Linked DNA regions of Mus musculus: region 1 is linked to region 2. The links are chromatin loops, found by intact Hi-C in ENCODE. Cell type or tissue: left cerebral cortex. All regions are shown on one strand.

Region 1 (5,000 bases), 300 kb after region 2:
ACACCCTGCAACCAGGCACCGAGACGCAGGAGCAAGGTCTCAAACCCACCTTGTTGCTGACTTCCATGGTGAAAATAGGGATCTCTGCCATTAGTGAGAAGCACGTGACACCTCCAAGCACTGAAAGCCTAAGTTCGCAAGGTGAAACGTTTTTTGTTTTTTGTTTTTTTAAAGATAATGCCAGAGAAAACGTTTTCAGAATTGAACATTCCTGCGGGCAAAATGCTATCATATCCTGGTAGAGCTGAGTTGGGTAAAATTGATGCAAACTCATAATATTATAAATGGTGCCGTTTATTTGAAATCCCACCGTGAGCCTTTCCAACATGGCAGTCAGAGAGAGTGTCTGACTTCTTGATGGAAATCTTCCTAACAAGAAAACTTTGGGCAAAGATTATAAATAATACTTAACTTTTGATTCTTATAGCTGGGGAGATAAAAATGTCTCCGGATGGTGGATACATGCGTACATATATCATGTAATATACGATACATATATATCTTATAATACATATATATTGTTTGTGTGTGATCTATCTTTGAGAGCTAGGCCTGCAATATTTTATAAATATAAAAATAAAGTATGCCAGAGCCAGAATGATAGCTTAGCATTTAAGAGCGCTCACTATTCTAAGGGAACAGTTGAGTTTAGTTTCCTGTTCCAACTCAAGCCACCAGTAACACCAGCTCCAAGGGAACCACTGCCCTCTTGTGGCGCCTGTAAGCACTGCACTCACATTCACATAGGCCCACACAGACACACAAACCAAGTTAAAAATAAATCCTTATGAAGCAATACTTGTTTGTAAATTAAAATATTTTGAGACATACCTCAGACCCTTCACTATGCATAAAAAAGCACACATTTCCACATGAAGAATGGTATTAAACCCAGTGGCCACATTTAATATTTGCTCTAGCTACAAAACTGCTACAATTTAAATATAAAGATCATCACGGTTGTTTTCAGTGAAAAATGTGCACATATCCTCGAGGGTAACACAGATCCCTCATTTTCGTTTTTTAAAATCAATTATAACCTGAATTTTTGGAAGTGTGATGTTAGTGATGGACTTGTGATCCCCAGATGTTACCGCTATGCCACGCCTAACTCGTGGAGTTTAGCACACACCACATTTAATACAGTATAAAACTCCATGCCTGACAGAGTTGCGCACCTTCTTCCAAACATTACTATTTGGATTTTTAGCAAGTTTGTTCATAGAAGAAGAAAATATGATATGTTTGATTGTAAAAATATAGCCTCAGATTAGATGGCTTCACAATATAAGAAAAAAAATCTATGGAATCTTGAACAAAAGCCTCTTACTTTGTAGCAGTGAGGAGAAATAAAGAGGTTATCAATCTGGGAGCAGTGGGGGCCTGGGAGGGTTCTGCGGAGAGTGTAGCTGGGAGGATCCGGACAGGAAAGGGAGAGGGAATTGTGTAATTCTATTTACATAAAAAACATTTTAAAAGAGAAAACACACACACACACACACACACACACACACACAACCCACAAGCCATCATTTTATTTATACAATTGACCAATTCCAGGCATTTTGCTAAGGTGGTCAGGGAGAAGTACCTCTTAGAAGAAAAATATATTTTAGTTCTAAGTTTTATAGCTACTGGTTGTAATGGGGAAAGTTGCTTTTCACCTACAATCAGGTTTCCAGTTAGCAATACATAAAGCACCCCCCCAACAGGCAAATGAAGTTCAAGAAAATACAAGGCAAATGCCCTTCGCTTCTCTCAAAGAAAATAGAGTCAACCCTGACACCCTGTCTCCTGATGCACGGTGGTCTCAAGCCTTGCTACAGTGATTTCTTCTAGTCTGACCCCTCTAGACCCAAGCAGTCTGTAGGAAAATAAAGAGAGATTGAAAGGCAACCCACCACCATGGTCTTCAGTTCTCTGAATATAACCATTGGCAATATTCTACTCCTCTTGCTCAAATCTGGGTTTTCACGAGTGTTCTCATTTCCTATTTTAGCCCAAAGGCTTCAGATGAGCTCAAGCCTTCTAGGGATGGGCTGTGAAATCCACAAACATCCAACAGTCTCAACAGCTGCTGGAATGTGCAAGTGACTCGCTGGTGGTGATAAACTGCTCATTGTTCTTACTGAGCAACTGAACACCTCAAAACAGACGCATGCTAAGATTTATCCTTTTTTTTTTCTAGTTGATATCTTTAAAAGTGCAAAGCAATCCTGTTCATGGATGTGCTATCGTATTATTTTAAGTGGATACATACAGTTTTGAGGTAGCATGTATGAGCCCAATGTAAACACGGAGGGGCATGTTTGAGGGGTCGTTTTAGTTGTAAGAACCTAAAAGAGAAAGGACAGCACATACGACATTATAATCGATTGAGAACTGGAACGGGCATTCCTTATAGATTCAAAGTCGTGTTAAGAAATCCCCTGAGGCTAGAAAGACCGTTCAGTGGTTGGAAACCCTTGCTGCTCTTGCAGAGGACCTGAGTTCAGTTCCCAGCACCCACTTTGGGTATCTCATAGCCATCTGTTACTACAGCTTCAAAGTAGCTGTAGCTTTAACTACTATTTTTAACCTCAGGCAAGTGATATTCACTCTCTATCACACACATCACACACATACACACATAAATATGATAATTCGTATCAAAAGAAAAATTCCATCTGCTAACGAGACTGAACTGATTTAAAAAAAATCCAGATTTCATCTTCTCACAGATGAAGTTTAAGAAAAAGAAAAGCATTGTCAACAGGAGACAATGAGATGCCCTACCCAATATCTATTAGTTGGAAGTTATATATAACAATAATCTTTCATTCTTAGAGAAAACTCCCATGTCACCATTGCCATAAATTCAGTTTAAGATGTTTCAGAACGGATATTTTCAGAAGCGTAGGCATCACAATAGCGCCACCATGTGGCAGTTCTCTCTCACCCCATGGGTGGAGGTGGAAGGAGCTTCTGGATACCCCAAACACAAGCTCTTTCATATTATATACATGGAAGGGGACCCACTTGGTCATCAGAGCTGCCTCTCTACTTAAGCCACTTTACTAAGGCAGGAGTGCTGGCGGCTGGGCACTAGGATCCAATCGTCTTATCACTTCTCACACCAGCGATGCGGTTCAGAGGAAGAAAAGGCAGTTCTTTCTTTCTGCCTTGCTAGGATGATGTTAATTCCCTCCGTAATTTCCTTGACAGACTTCCAGCTTCCTAGAGTTTCTTCGAGCACCACCTACACACATATCTAAAGCGGTCTCTGGAGGTTCAACAGAACAGAAACACAAAGCTCAAAAGTAAGCTTACAATCCGAGTGACTCTGAAAAGATACCGTTTCATGAGAGCGCAACAGCTACTTCCAAAAAGTAAAATCAAGATGCACATAGATTCAAGAGCAGGCAACCAAGCCTCAGGTAGAGCATATGACACTCTGGGAAAAGCCATTTGAGCAAAGGGGCATACGTACATGCATGCATACATACATACATGGACGTGTGCATGCTCACATGCAAGTGCACACACATGCCCAAGTACTATTCTTGTTTTCACATGTTCTGCTGTCTTGTTGCTCTTGTATAACATCTTCAGTGGTAGAACTCTACAAATGCCTGTAGTTGACAAAATATGTATTCCACAAAAGGAGTGTTCCTTAAGAAGGCAGCCCGTGATGACTAGCTTTGACATCACTCAGCCAATGCACAGCACACAGATAGAACACCAGGGCACACAGTGGCAGTCTCCTTTGGGAGGAGAGGGGAAGGTCTGAGGAGTTTCATGAAAATGTCAAACAGACCACAGAAACACCAGCATGTCCAGTTATCTTTAAAGCATTCTCCTTACTTCGGCCGTGCCCTCCTAAAGCTTTATTATAAATGGAAGCAACATTCCTAGAAAAAAAAAACCTGTTTTCTGGGATTTTAAATATATACTTTGTTTGGATATGGCCATGAAACTATTTTTCACTATTAAGAAAATATAAAAATAATCAATGTTAAAGGAATTTTAAAAGATGTTCTTACTCAATAAAAAGTAATTCACAATCCTTGCTTCCAGTTATTACATAATCATTTTCATCAATACATTGATCAAATTATCATCTCATCGGACTTCTCAATACATTGGTAGCGTTATCATCATCCATATGTAGCTTAAGTTACCATCTACCCAGACTCATCCATACACTGATGTTGTAAAAAATAAAAATAAAGGCATAAACTGAAAGTTGTTAAACATGATGATAAATTAGCACCGGAGGATAATCATCCCCCACAGAAGACTCCATGGCATGGGGTGAGAGAAGGCAAGGTAGACTCGGGAAGGTAAGAGTGTGCTAGGAACACACCAGCCGACCTTCCCTCATGGAAAACACATCCAGAGACACTAAGCCTGCAGTGATCACAGGCCGTTTCTTGAGTTAGGACACTGGTGTCACCCAAGATGCTAAACCAAAGCCAGTGAAACAGAAAGTCCTGAACCTCCATGTTAGTGTCCAGTTCTCAGTCAACCTCAGGAATAAACATTTAAGGAAATAAGCACTCCACTTGAGGAATTGATTCCTGAGGACAAACCATTGATTTGGAAAGGGATTACTGCAAAGGAGAAGTTGTTTTCTTGGGAGGCTCAACTCGCTTCTGAAGTGAAGATCTGCCCTCGGAGATAGAGATGTCTCTCCAAGAGATCTCACATAAAGCTGACTCCTGATGAAGATAACTCATGCTATGCAGTGCTTGTGTGTGCTTGCACATAGGTAGGAACACGGGTGCGTATGTGCACGTGCACACACAGAAACACACACACACACACAATGCTCACACATCCACCGTTTCAAATCGTGCTTCAATTTCCTTCTCTTTACGGCAGCCCAACTCACCCTTAGTATACAGTTCATGTTTCTAACTTAGCATGACTTCCTGACTTCCGCTAAATTCTACTCTTCCTACCTCTGTGGAATCCCGCCTGCCCCTTCCGTAGGACGCAGCTGACTCCTTTACTCCTTA
Region 2 (5,000 bases):
TCATTGTGCTGAACTCCTGGCTAGCAGAACAGTAGGTGGGGAAGTAATTGGAGATGGTGCAGAGGGGAATCCTGGAGTTCTGCATTCTCTGGTAAAATCTTTATCTGGCAGTAATTGGAATTTCATTAGCAGTTTTATACCTTTTACACTTCAAATCTCTGAGATTCCTTATTATTCTAAAAGAAAGAAGCTAAAACCCTGGTGGCCTTAACATAATAATAGCTCACAGACCCAGAGTTCTGCAGAGTTGAGCAGTATCTGCAGATGCTCCCTAATCCTGCCAAACCTTCAATTTGGGTCAGATTAACTGGCTACAGGTACAAACAGTGAACACTGGCAAGCCTTTCAGAGGAAGAATTATCTGCACACAATGTACTCTGAGAACATAGGTCATGATATTGAATACAGGAGCATCACATGTAGAATAGGGAGTTAGGCAATTCAGATACAATACCACAATATTTTGCATCCAAATGCATACCTGCCATCATGACACATCACCAGACTCTAGCTATTTTCCTCCCCATTTTGATGCAAACCCTCATGTAACTTTGAAATTTTCCTTTCCATTAGCTTATTCCACAAAAAGCTAACTTGTTATGCGAAAGTCTATGATCACATTTTTAAATACTTTGGCTTTCTAGTTGCAATTTAACTTCCAGTTGACTCTGAAATATTTAGTTGTAGCCTCTGAAACTGCAACCCAGATTGGACACCCTTCTCTACACAAAGCAAGTCTTTTTAGCAAATACAGTACAATCTAAAGAATTTCCTAGATATATTCAGCCTTTATCTGAGATCATGTTATCTGATGAGTAAGGAGAAATTACACAGGGAGAGGGCAGATTTACACATCTAGGCACTCCAGACACACTTTGCACACCAAAGTCTAGATAATAGACCTGGTGAAAGTTACAGAAGACAGTAGCTGTTAGAGATTCAAAGTTTAATTTTGTAGGAAAGTGGTCAACCAGCTTGGGACCCATCCCAGGAGTGAGCACCAAACCCTGACACTCTTACGGATGCTATGTTATGCTTGCAGACAGGGGTCTAGCATGATTGTCCTCTGAAAGGTTCTGCCAGCAGCTGATGAAGACAGATGCAGATATTTACAGCCAACCATTGGACAGAGATCAGGAACCCCTATAGAAGGTTAGGAGAACGACTGAAGGAGCTGAAGGGGATGGCAACTCCAGAAGAAGAACTACAGTGCCAACTAACCTAGACCCCTGGGAGCTTCCGGAGACTAAACCACCAACCAAAGAGCTCCTAATCCTCACTAGTGCTGGGCTGGGGTGAGGTCACCAACACATATGTAGGAGAGGATTGCCTTGTCTCAACTCAGTTGGAGAGGATGTAGCTAATCCTGTGGAGACTTGATGTCTCAGGGAAAGGAGGAGGCAGGTGGGGAGCACCCTCTCAGAGGCAAAGGGGAGGGGGGTGACATAAAGAACTCTGGGAGGGAAGTCCAGGAGAGGGGGCAACATTTGGTACGTAAATAAATAACATAAATAATTAATTAAAAAGAAAGAAATAGAAAGAAAGAATGACAGACAGATAGACAGACAGAAAGAATAAAGAAAGAAAGAGAAAAGGTGGCCAGCCATTTTCCAGGAAGGCAGCAAATTTCAATAGTCCCATGAACCACCTTTAAGCAAGTCACATTCTCTCCACTCTTTCCTGGGTTCAGTGTTCTAACTGCTAATCGTCTCAGGCATTCTTAGAGGGGTGGGGGAGTCTCGTTGTAAGTTAAACTGTATTAACCTTTAAAATATCAATGGAGCTAAGCAACTTCCATCTGCTCAGTAGCCTACCCTTTCAGTAAAGTGCCCAATCCTGTCTTTCTCCCATTATAACCAACGTTTCTTATTTTTTTTTATTATTTAAAACTATTTTCATACAATACATCTGGATCATACTCTTTTCTCTAACCTAACACCTCTCAGATCCTCCCCTACCTATGGCACCCTTTCCTCTTTCTGAAGAAAACAATCAAAACAAAGCAACAATACAAAACAATTAGACAAAAAGTATCAAAGACCAAACCAAACAAAAAGAACACAGAACCCATGCGTGCTTCTGAAGGAGAAAAGTAACTGTTCCTATCAACCAGTAATGATACATTGCAGGATACATTGGTACATTCATGGCACACATGTTATGGGATTAACCCATCAATTTCTGATGGGAATTAAGGCGTACTCCATGAAATAGAAACTATGCTTGGCTCTGCTAAAGTGAGCAAAAATCTGAGACTAGATAGGTCACGGGCTTAGGGGAAAACATAATGCTCTTATTCTATTAAAAGAATATAGTGATAAAGTTACAACTAACAACATGTCACTTCATCCCTTTATATTTCCTCATCAGAGAAGGTTTCTCCTGCAGTAGAATGGAATTAACACAGACACACACAGCTGGACCATGTGCATACAGTGATAGACTTCAGAACTCAGTTCTAAATGGTATGCCTTCCACAACACTCTCAACTCAGGACTCTGGAAACTATGTAGAAGAGAAGACAGAAAGACTCTACGAGCCAGAAATAATAGATATCACAAAGGGCTTTAGTTTTTTCATTGTTTAGCATTCAGAAATGTTTTGTAATTGAGATGTCAGAATTGGGCAGATACCAGGGAGAAATATTTTCTTATAATCTATGGTTTTTCTTTTTTCCTTATTACTAGGATCTTTGTGTACAGCAAAGACTTTTTATCTCATTACTTAATTCATGTGTATGAATTCTGCCTGACTGTATGTATAGGTGTCACATTCATGCAGTGCCAAAGGAGGCCAGAAGATTGCAGAAGATCCCAGCCCTTGAAAGTGGAGTTAGCACTAATTGTAAGCTGCCATATCGGTGCTGGGAATTGAACCTGTGTCTGGTGGAAAGAGCAACCAGTCTCTTAGCTGTTGATCCATCTCTTCATCACCCACAGCAAATGTTTTAATCTAGAAGCCAACAATCAACCTTTCTATAATAACATTGCATTAAAAATTAATTATATATTTTTCTGTGCATGGATGTTTTAACTGCATATAGCTGTGACAGTGTGCATGCAGTGTCCCTAGAGTCCAGAAGAGGGCTCCAAATCCCATGGAACTGGAGTTTCAGTTGTAAGCTGCCATTTGGGTGGTGTATACTAAGAACCAGTCCTCTGGAAGAGCACACAATGTTCTCGACTGCTAAACAATCATTCCAGCCCCTAACATAAATCACAGATCCAACTGTGTATGTGTCCTTCACCTCTGTAATGTATAAGAACCAGGATACTCTTTTTTTTCTGTTTTGTTTTTATTGCATTTACACATTTTAGTCCATAATCAATTCTCATTTTTTGATGACTGTGTATGATCCTGTTAAACTTTTGTGCATTTAAATCCAGAATGAGTTTACGGCAGACCCTTTTTCTACACTGAGTTGCTCTGGCACTTTTCTCAAAAGCAGTTTGTAACACTCCGTGGGAATGTTTGAGTTCCTTAATTCTGTTTCATTGATCCAAGCTCCTGTTCTTCTGCCAAAACTACTGTATCGATCATTGTAACTGGACAATTAGCCTTGAAACCAGGTGGACTGGCACCTTCTATTTTATGGTCCTTCAGAATTCTGCAAGCTCTCATGCTTTCGTTGATATTTTACATAAATTTTAGGAGGGGACTGTCTAAGATTTACTGAAAATGTATTTGAACCTGCATATACATTTGTTTTTCATGAGAATTATGTTAATGATTTATTTAATTGTGGAACATTAACTTAGTCATAATGCTAAATGTTTCAGTTTGTAGACACAGTGTGCCCCTCTATTTAGGATTCACATTATTTATTTTATTAAACATGTACAGTTTATCTTTCTTTGCCCCTCTCTTTTTTTTTTAAATTGGGTATTTCGTTTACATTTCCAATGCTATCCCCAAAGTCCCCCACACGCTCCCCCACCCACTCCCCCAACCACCCACTCCCACTTCTTGACCCTGTCATTCCCCTGTACTAGGGCATATAAAGTTTGCAAGACCAATGCGCCTCTCTTCCCAGTGATGGCCAACTAGGCCATCTTCTGATTCATATGCAGCTAGAGTCAAGAGTTCCAGAAGGGTACTGGTTAGTTCATATTGTTGTTCCACCTATAAGGTTGCAGATCCCTTTAGCTCCTTGGGTACTTTCTCTAGTTCCTCCATTGGAGGCCCTGTGATCCATCCAATAGCTGACTGTGAGCATCCACTTCTGTGTTTGCTAGGCCCCAGCATAGTCTCACAAGAGACAGCTCTATCTGGGTCCTTTCAGCAAAATCTTGCTAGTGTATGCAATGGTGTCAGCGTTTGGAAGCTGATTATGGGATGGATCCCTGGATATGGCAGTCTCTAGATGGTCCATCTTTCGTCACACATCCAAACTTTGTCTCTGTAACTCCTTCCATGGGTGTTTTGTTCCCAATTCTAAGAAGGGGCAAAGTGTCCACACTTTGGTCTTCCTTCTTCTTGAGTTTCATGTGTTTAGCAAATTGTATCTTATATCTTGGGTATCCTAAGTTTCTGGGCTAATATTCACTTATCAGTGAGTACATATTGTGTAAGTTCCTGTGTGATTGGGTTACTTCACTCAGGATGATGCCCTCCAGGTCCATCTATTTCTATCAGCTGTTCTTTATTGTCCTCCCTTGTAATCTCCCACATGGTCCCTTATAAGCTTCCTGCCTTTAATGGATACTCAACTTAAATACACATATCAAAAAATGCAAAGCTCATAAACGCAGATGAGAGAAACGGAAGAGATAAATAAGATGGGCATGGAACAAAGAAGAAGAAGGAGTATGGGAAAGGATAACTCACTCAGTGAAGATCTTTGAAAATGTCATATGGAGATCTGCTATTGTAGAAGCTTCATAAAATAGAGACACACACATACACACACACACAAACACACACACGCACATGCACATGCACACATACATAAATACACATACACACGTACACACATATGAATACATATACACATATATACA

The links. Peaks named below come from ENCODE experiments on the same cell type or tissue, not always from the same donor. Only the 100,000 strongest peaks of a DNase experiment are listed, where the experiment ranks them.
Region 1: a loop joins it to region 2, with 3 times the contacts of the local background. A loop is called at or near these places in 15 of 42 quality-filtered maps.

What each region holds. Positions count from the first base shown.
Region 1 is chr10:73,101,805-73,106,804 of GRCm38, reverse strand. It overlaps a transcript of Pcdh15 not described here. Among named protein-coding and RNA genes, the nearest start is that of A330049N07Rik, 18 kb to the right of the region's middle. In left cerebral cortex, CTCF peaks have their summits at 712 (motif pointing left) and 2,932 (motif pointing left); DNase peaks (open chromatin) are centred at 2,959, 3,182, 3,644, 4,919 and 2 more places; H3K4me3 peaks cover 767 bases; H3K27ac peaks cover 545 bases.
Region 2 is chr10:73,398,702-73,403,701 of GRCm38, reverse strand. It overlaps a transcript of Pcdh15 not described here. Among named protein-coding and RNA genes, the nearest start is that of A330049N07Rik, 310 kb to the right of the region's middle. In left cerebral cortex, a CTCF peak has its summit at 3,074 (motif pointing right); no DNase peak of the experiment used is centred here.